Regions from separate parts of the Homo sapiens genome. Here region 1 is linked to region 2. A link is an interaction called in ENCODE POLR2A ChIA-PET data of the cell type or tissue named here. Cell type or tissue: GM12878. All regions are shown on one strand. Each heading gives the region's core, and the rest is flanking DNA. Links, peaks and the distances in the headings are about the cores only. Region 1 holds the start of LOC105374041 (a long non-coding RNA gene). Region 2 overlaps BTLA (B and T lymphocyte associated).

Region 1 (4,405 bases), core at 141-4,140, 85 kb before region 2:
TTGACCATAAGATATAATTTTCATAAGCCTTTTATAACCTTTGTAACCTTTACTAAGGAGTCAGTTAACGCTTCAAGAAAACCTTGTTAATCACACACAGGCATCAGTGTGCCTTTGACATTAATGATTAACTTATAGAGAAACTGAACTATTTTGTCTCTCAAAATGGGCCCTTACAATCTCACAGGCCCACCTCTTCCATGATAGGCCTGGGGCCTTGAGGAATTGAATAGCTTTCATTTCCGGCTCTGTGTTTCAGAAATGCAGTTTATTTTGATGGCATCTTCTACAGGGCCTGAAGATGGGGCTTTAATTACTGTCAGTGTTTAAAATTTAGTGGATTTGGTGTCCTTTTTAGACCCAGGAGTCAGAGCCCTATAACTCAATGTCACAAGTAGTTTGAGACCAGCCTAGCCAATATAGTGAAACCCTGTCTCTACTAAAAATACAAAAATAATCCAGGTGTGATGGCACACGCCTGTAGTCCCAGCTACCTGGGAGGCTGAGGCAGGAGAATGGCTTGAACCCGGGAGGCAGAGGTTGCAGTGAGCTGAGATCGCACCACTGTACTCCAGCCTGGGTGACAGAGCAAGACTCCGTATCAAAACAACAACAACAAAAAATCACACACACATACAGAGAGACACACAGATGTAATAACCCTAATTTTTTAAAGGTTTTTCAACTCAGTTTTTTTCCTAACAAATCAAAACTTAATAATAATATGACAAGTTGATCATATAAAAGTTTTTGGGGCTTTGGGGGTATTTTAATCCTCTCATTGTGACTTACATAGACCATGCTTCGACTTTCTGGTTTGTCCTAAACATCCTCCTTTCTTAAACAACCAGTCATTTTACTCTAGGACTAAATTTACCATACAAGATTCTTCTCGTATAAAATTATTTCTCTTTAAGCTTTCTTACAAAAAAAAACCTACCTCTTTATTTTTATAACTTTCTTTACATCTCCTTTATTTCCTGGTTCCTTTTACCTTGTTTTATACAAGACCTCTAAATAAGCTTTGAATTAGACAAAATTGTTCACCTTTTTAAAGGGCACACTTTTTTCTTAGAAAGAATGTTTTTCTACAAATACAGTTTTATTGGAAAATACTTAATGAAATATCTATTATTTAATTTAATATAACTTTCTAAATTAAACCTTCAGATTATAAAGATTTGACCTACCTGACTGTATCTTGCTTTTAACCTCCAAGCTGTCCTTGCTCATTCCTGGGTGTAAGCCGAACTAACTTTGGGAAGAACCTGGTTTATAGTTTAGCTTTGAAACAAAGACAATAACAAACTTTATTGCCTGTGAACTAGACCGCCTAAAACCACAAGATTAGAAGTTATAGTAATCTTACTAAATTTAAGATGTAACTATTTTGATTAAATCAATACTCATGTCTTATTTATTAAAGATTATGAAAGTGGAGATCATTCTGTTTTGGGCTGGGTTAATAGTTTTGTAACCCCTATGCCAAGTTTTGACACCTTATAGTATTTAGGAGGAATAAGTATGAAAATGCTTGATTAATAAATGCCAACAAAAACGTACGCTGGCAAATTGTTAAGACATTTCTAATATTATTTTACCAATAATTTTAAAGCCAACTTATTTATTAAAGATTTTACTTAACTCACTTGAACTTGAAAAAGCATTTAACTAGTCTTTGTTCTTTAGTATCTGATTTAAGCACTTTTATTTTTTAATCCAATTAATCAGAGCTCGTTTATATATTTTTAATAGTGAAATATTGTGTACACAACAAATAAATATATAGATGTATTAGGCATGCTGATAGAAGTACATCTTATAGATTCATAAAGACCTCCTTTTTTTCCTTTTTTTTTTTTTAAGCTCACCCTGGGCAGTTGTCAGCTAAATAGCCTTAAATTTGCATTTTAGAGGAAACAACTCAGGTGAAAATCAGATAACAAAATTTACATCATAAGGTATGAAGAGGGCCCAGTGGGCCAGCAAACTCCTGTAATCCCAGCACTGTGGGAGGCCGAGGCAGTTGGATCACTTGAGGTCAGGAGTTTGAGACCAGCCTGGTCAACATGGTGAAACCCTGTCTCCACTAAAAGTACAAAAATTAGCCAGGTGTGCTGGTGCGCTTGTAATCCCAGCTACTCGAGAGGCTGAGGCAAGAGAATCGCTTGAACCCAGGAGGCAGAGATTTCAGTGAGCTGAGATGGCACCACTGCACTCCAGCCTGGGCAACAGAGTGAGACTCTGACTCAAAAAAAAAAGAGTGTAAGAAGAGAAAGCCTGGTGAGCTGGAGGGAAATTAAAATGGATTTAATTGCCGATTGAACATAACATTATAGAAGTCTATTATAAAGGCCTTCAAATATATACAAACACACATATACAGACACACACACACACACACACACACACAGCTTCTACAGCTTTTACTTCAGTACTTTAGCCATGAGATAAATACAAATTTGCCAGCTCGCAAAAAACAAACAAACAAAACCTGTTAGATCCAAACAGTGGTTTTTATCTCAGCAGAAACATAACAGCAGATTTAAAGCAGGCAGAAAAGAAAATACAGAAAAAGGGGACCTGGGAACTCTATAGTTTACAGGTCCACCTTAGGGCTCTTTTTCCTTAATCTAAATGTGCACAAAGACTGTATTACTTCCATTTTACTCTGGCAAGTAAAGGTGCCGTAAAACCTATGGAGTGCACAAAAGTGGGTCATTCTCCTTGTTTTCTCCTCATTCTTAGATTGTTTCCTGGTTTTATGTATATATTTATTTATTTATTTATTTTCTTAAAAGGAGGAACTGAGCTGTGGCCTAGGGTTTTTGGGTGATGCATCAGTGTGTGCTGCTTGTGGGCAGGACTCCTCAGTGTGTCACCACTGAGTCGTTTCCACCCTCTTACGTGTCTCAGTTTCTCTCTCCAGAGGTCTATGACCTCTGAAAGAGCTCAAAATGCCAGGTGATCAGCTCTACAAGAGACTCGCTTCACCTTTAAGGGCAGCAATTCTTTTTTTTTTTTTTTTTTTTCTGAGATGGAGTCTTACTCTGTTGCTCAGGCTGGAGTGCAGGGGCATGATCTCGGCTCACTGCAACCTCTGTCTCCCAGGTTCAAGCGATTCTCCTGCCTCAGTCTCCTGAGTAGTTAGGATTACAGGCATGTGCCACCACACCTGGCTAATTTTTTGTATTTTTAGTAGAGATGGGTTTCATGTTGCCCAGGCTCGTCTTGAGCTCCAGACCTCAGGTGATCCACCCACCTTGGCCCCCCAAAGTGCTGAGATTACAGGTGTGAACCACTGCACCTGGCCAAGGACAGCAATTCTTTTAGCCTCAAGGCATCTTCTGAGCTTTGTCTTTGATGGAGCCGGTCTCTTTGGGCACTAGTATCATTATCCTATGTTTGGCTCCTAGGGTTATCCTTTAAAAAAATATGTCTTTTCCTAGCACCTAACAGAGTGCCAACTACAACATAGAAGGCCTTCAGGCTTTCATAATACTGTTTAACTAATACTTTTTCCCACTTTACTGAGGTATAATAGACAAATAAAATTGTACATATTTAAGTTGTATAGTATGATGCTTTGATGTACATATGCATTGTGAAATTATTGCCAAAATTAAGTTAGTTAACACATCCCTCACCTCACATAGTTACCTTTTGTGTATGTGGTAAAAACAAAGGTCTGCTCTCTTATTAAATTTCAAATTTACAATACAGTATTATTAACTTCATTAACAATTATCAAATTAAATAAATGAGTCCTGTTGCTGTCACCCAGGAGATGGCACTCTTAAGAGACAGCTCAGTGATGGATCAATGGCTGATAGTTGAGGCATCTGCTTTTATTATTATTGTTTTTGATTCATATGGGAAACCAATGTTTTCTTTACCTGTTAATGCCCTTTTAATATGGATGGTCTTTCCTAATCAGCAGTCTATGTGTAGCAGGACAAGCCGCAGACAAAACATCTCAGACACCGAGTTGTAGAAAGAAGGGCTTTATTCAGCTGGGAGCATTGGCAAGCTACTGCCTTAAAATCCGAGCTCCCCAAATGCACAATTTCTGTCTCTTTTAAGGGCTCACAACACTAAAGGTTTTACATGAAAGGGTCGTGACTGATTTGAGCAAGCAGGCAGTGACAGGGGCTGCATGCCCCGGTGGTCAGAGAGAAACAGAACAGGGCAGGGAGTTTCACAGTGTTCTTCCACACAATGTCTGGAATCTATGAATAACATCGGTTTGTAAGTTATGAGTTGATTTTTAACTACTGGGTTTAGGCCAGGCAGGCCCAGGCCTGGTTTTGGGCCTGACGCCGGGCTGCCTGTCTTTGGTTTTACTTCCTTGTTGTTTTTTCTTAAAACAGGTACTGAGTATAAAACAATATAAAATAATATGAGA
Region 2 (4,405 bases), core at 96-4,095:
TGTTTCCCTCCCTCCACCTCAATTCTCCACATCACTGTCACAGTTTCCGTTTTCTTTTTTCTTTTTTTTTTTTTTTTTGAGACAGAGTCTCGCTCTGTCGCCCAGGCTGGAGTGCAGTGGCGCAATCTCCGCTCACTGCAAGCCTCCCGGGTTCACGCCATTCTCCTGCCTCAGCCTCCTGAGTAGCTGGGACTATAGGTGCCCACCACCACGCCCGGCTAATTTTTTGTATTTTTAGTAGAGACGGGGTTTTACCCGGTTAACCAGGATGGTCTCGATCTCCTGACCTCGTGATCCGCCCGCCTCGGGCTCCCAAAGTGCTGGGATTACAGGCGTGAGCCACCGCACTGGGCCTAGCCCAGTAAGTTTATGCAAACTTACCATACCCTCATATCCCCACTCCCTAGCAAATGTCTGATGCTATTTTGTGTGAGATGCATCACTCCTTTTTTGTTGTTGTTGTTGAGACGGAGTCTCGCTCTGTCACCCAGGCTGGAGTGCAGTGGCGCGATCTTAGCTCACTGCAACCTCCACCCACCGGGTTCAAGCAATTCTGCTGCCTCAGCCTCTGGAGCAGCTGGGAATACAGGCACCTGCCACTGCGCCCGGGGAATTTTTATATTTTTAGTAGAGATGGGGATTCACCATGTTGGCCAGGCTGGTCTTGAACTCCTGACCTTGTGATCCACCCGCCTTGGCCTCCCAAAGTGCTAGTATTACAGGCATGAGCCACCGCACCCAGCCGACATGCATCACTCTTTATAACTACATATGTGTTCATGTTTCTGTCTTCTATCTAGTCTGCTACTTCCTTGATGGTGTGTTACCTTTCTATGTAGTACTGGTTGCACAGCAGAGACAGCTAAGCCCTTAGAGAGGTGGGCTAAAAGGCACTGAGGTGAAGAACATATGCAGCTCAACATACCTTACAGTGGTTAAGTTATAACTACCAAAGAAAAGCTAGACTTTACAAGTATTCAGTTTGAAAAGGCCTGATTTATGTCCACTCAGGGGTGGATATTAAAAATATTTAACAAGTGACACTCCATGGCCATCCAGCTACACAGATCAGCTGATCAGAAAGGAGTGCCAGCCACAAACAACTGTATAGTCTCGTAACTCCCAGCTGAGCAAGTGTAGTTGCTGAGCTGAAGAGAGTAGGTAATTTTTGAAACCAATCAGCCATTTAAAAAAAAAGAGGGTTATGATTATGAATATTTTATAAAATATCATTATTTCTTATTTTTAAATACCATATGTTTTGATTATAACCATTATCATGAGGAAAATCTCACCTGAGTTTCACTATGTCTCCATTGAAAAATTCTTACAAATTTATGGAAACTTCAAAGTGGTTGCAACCATTCAAATAAATGAATGACTGTAATGAATGCAGATTGCCTTAACTTGAGCTAAGAAAGTGTCAGAGTTTAACATAGAAATTAAACAAATGATTTTTTGAGAAACTAAAATGATTACTAACGGTATAATAAACCAATAATTTTCTGTGACATCAACCAGGATTTTAGCTTCTATCAGAAAATACTATCACAGACAAACAACAAGCAAACCAAAACTTCAGACGCATGCTGGGGAGGCTACAGAAGGAATGAAGTCTTTACACTCAGGAGCAAAAAGGCATCCAGATGGTATGTTCTGCCTTACTTTAGAAGGCTGGAATGGTAGAGAGGAGGGGAGAGATGATGGCCACCAGGGAAGGGAAATAATCTGTCTCTCAAATCTTCCCTTGAAATTAGAGTTTAGGGATCCCATAAGGCAGTGGTTTGTACATAGTCAGGGCAAATCCACACACAGCAATAGCAGCCATGGAACCATACTTCAAGGATCTTGGGAGGACATTGACTTGCATACCTTGGGAAATCACACGGACGACATCAGAAAACCCAGGTAGCATACTTTCCCATCATAAACTAGCTCACATACACTCACAAAATCAGAAATGTGGTGACATGAGGTTAGGGTGGGGGAGTTCCACCTCATATAGAAAGTATTCATTTAATGTATTATGTAATGTCTATTAAAGGTATTACTTTAACTCTGTGGTAAATAAACCACTCCATAAGTCAGATATTCTCAGAAGTACTAGGAATACCTGGAGAAAATTAAGTAAGTATGACACACACAAACATATGTTAAAATCAGAGCTTCTTTTGTAAAAGTGACTATTGTTACTTTAAGGAAAACCCTGTGATTGTTCTCACGAGTACAGTGAAAACTGACTGGCCCTCAGTCCCTTCTGTAAAATGAAAGTTTATTTACATATGTCTTTCCTGAAAAACAACACTAAAGATACAGATCATAGACAATACAGATCACAGACAAGGATGTAGTATGCAATAGTAGATTTAACTTATTCTCTGTGGATATCACCTGATATTGCTCTTTAGACAAGAAGAGCCATTTTCTCCCTGGGTAAACACACACACACACACACACACACACACACACACACAATGTAAAATTTCCTTCACAAAAATGGAACTGGAAAGTATTAATGCCAAGAATACACAGGGCATAAATCTACATTTATGCCCATTATTTAAAAAAAAAAAGCAACCATGAAACAAGAAAATTGAGAGCATTTTCACAATCATCTTTTATTATTATTTCCTCTTAAAAATCCCCTTCTTATAAAAACATATCTTCTTATATTCATTTATGAAATTTTTCTTTAAGTTTACTTTCATATGGTATTAGCACACTTTAAAGCAATTTCTTCTACAGTTAGAATTTCTCATTGTTAGTGTAGTATGACTATTTGGCAAGTAAATTTGAAGACTGATCTCTTCAATGCAGTTGTATTGAGCCACTGAAGACTTTAAGCTCTGTATCTCTTGATTTTATCATGTTTGAAATAATTCTGAACTTGTTTTGTCTAAAATCAGTCATTCTAGTATTTGTCATTGCTTTTTCCGACATTTAGCAAAGCTTACAAAGTCCCCATGTCATTTCCTCTCCTTGAGATATTTAAGAGTAGAACAAGAAGAGAACCTTAGAGGTCATGAGGTCAGATGCCCAATGGAAAGTTTAAGTTACATTTAGGAGATCACCTCTAGAATCACTGCTACACATTCTTTGCCACTTGCCCACAGGTACACTCCACCTCACATTATCTATATACTGTAGACCCAACCTAGATCCATCTTAACACGAGGAAAAAAAGAATATGACTAATATTTTCAAAGTTCTTATTATGAGGTAGGCACTTTTAGATACCAAACATGTATTGTTTCATTTGACCCTCACAATGATTTTATGAGGGAATTACTATTATGGCCTTTATTTTTTTAAGTTGAGGAAACTGGGTATTAGAGAATATAAGCCACTTGCCCAAGATCACCAGCTGGTAGGAGGAAGAGTCAAGGCTAGGACTTTAACCCAGGTGTGGCTAACTCCAAAGCACAAGCTCTTATCCAGTAGGGTTGTTGTGAAAGCAAATGAGAACATATAGGAAATATTCTTAGCACTATGCTTGGCACATAACAACAACATAAAGTACCAGATATTATTATGTTTTCTGATAGGATGAATTTAGGGAAATCACACAGAAGTTGAGTCATTGTCCAGAGGTGTAAAGCCTATGAATGGTAAAGACAAGATGGAAACACAGAAGACTCTGCTGTGAAAAATTACCCCCAACAACCATTCTAGGGATCAGCAGTGGTGCATAATAACTAGTATATACACCAGGCAAAAATATATCTATATAATAGAGAGAAGAAAGGCAGCACATCCAATATAAGCATGCTCTTCTTTTATGTGGGAGAGGAAACTCTACAGAAATATATTAACCAGCAAGGCTTGCCTTGGTCAAAACTAGAATATTGAAAAAAACTTTGTCCTTTGATAATTTTCTAAGCTTGCTTTCAGGACTTCTTCATTACATCTCTGCCAAGTCACAAATGTCCCCTTGCAGATCTACCCTACTGGTCACTGACTTTGCTTCTCTAGGCCAGAGGATTCATATGCATTGCACTCCTTAGAGCCCTGTCTACTCTGTGTAACAAGGATGAGTTTCTGGTGGTTTTAGTTGGTCAACATGTAATTATCGCCCTTGAATAGTAAAAGCTTCTAGTCAACTTAATGAGTCCTAAAGAACAATGATTTAGAGAGACTTTGATTGCCTGTTACACATAGGCCCTGTCCTTCAGAGAGGCTAAATTTTCCACCTTTGTCACAGGGATTTCAGGAAGAAACATAGGGCAGCAAATGTAGACAGCATACCTGAGAAGCTGTTGACAGTAGCATCAGTGAGTGCCTCTGGCATTTGATCAGAAACCAACATGAGTATTTCTAAATATTGACTTCAGTGGAAGGATTGTTACTTGTGATGTTCAGATTAAGTGTGGCTTATGTATTATGATTGGAAAGGGAAAGTCCATCT

Evidence for each region. ChIA-PET counts read pairs that join two places held together with the same protein. Peaks named below come from ENCODE experiments on the same cell type or tissue, not always from the same donor. Only the 100,000 strongest peaks of a DNase experiment are listed, where the experiment ranks them.
Region 1: POLR2A ChIA-PET joins it to region 2 with 7 read pairs; 5 of 35 experiments call an interaction of 5 or more read pairs at or near these places.

The regions. Positions count from the first base shown.
Region 1 is chr3:112,403,163-112,407,567 of GRCh38, forward strand. It overlaps LOC105374041 (a long non-coding RNA gene), which reads right to left and starts at 1,253. Exons shown (of 4, transcript XR_924334.3): 1 at 1,191-1,253. All of the region lies in intron 1 of LOC124909408 (a long non-coding RNA gene), which reads left to right. RefSeq lists an enhancer at 3,119-3,641. In GM12878, for the core only: no CTCF peak of the experiment used is centred there; no DNase peak of the experiment used is centred there; H3K27ac peaks cover 976 bases.
Region 2 is chr3:112,488,168-112,492,572 of GRCh38, forward strand. The region is part of intron 1 of BTLA (B and T lymphocyte associated); the gene reads right to left. Among named protein-coding and RNA genes, the nearest start is that of BTLA, 9.1 kb to the right of the region's middle. RefSeq lists a silencer at 3,957-4,006. In GM12878, for the core only: no CTCF peak of the experiment used is centred there; a DNase peak (open chromatin) is centred at 1,964; H3K4me3 peaks cover 2,243 bases; H3K27ac peaks cover 3,395 bases.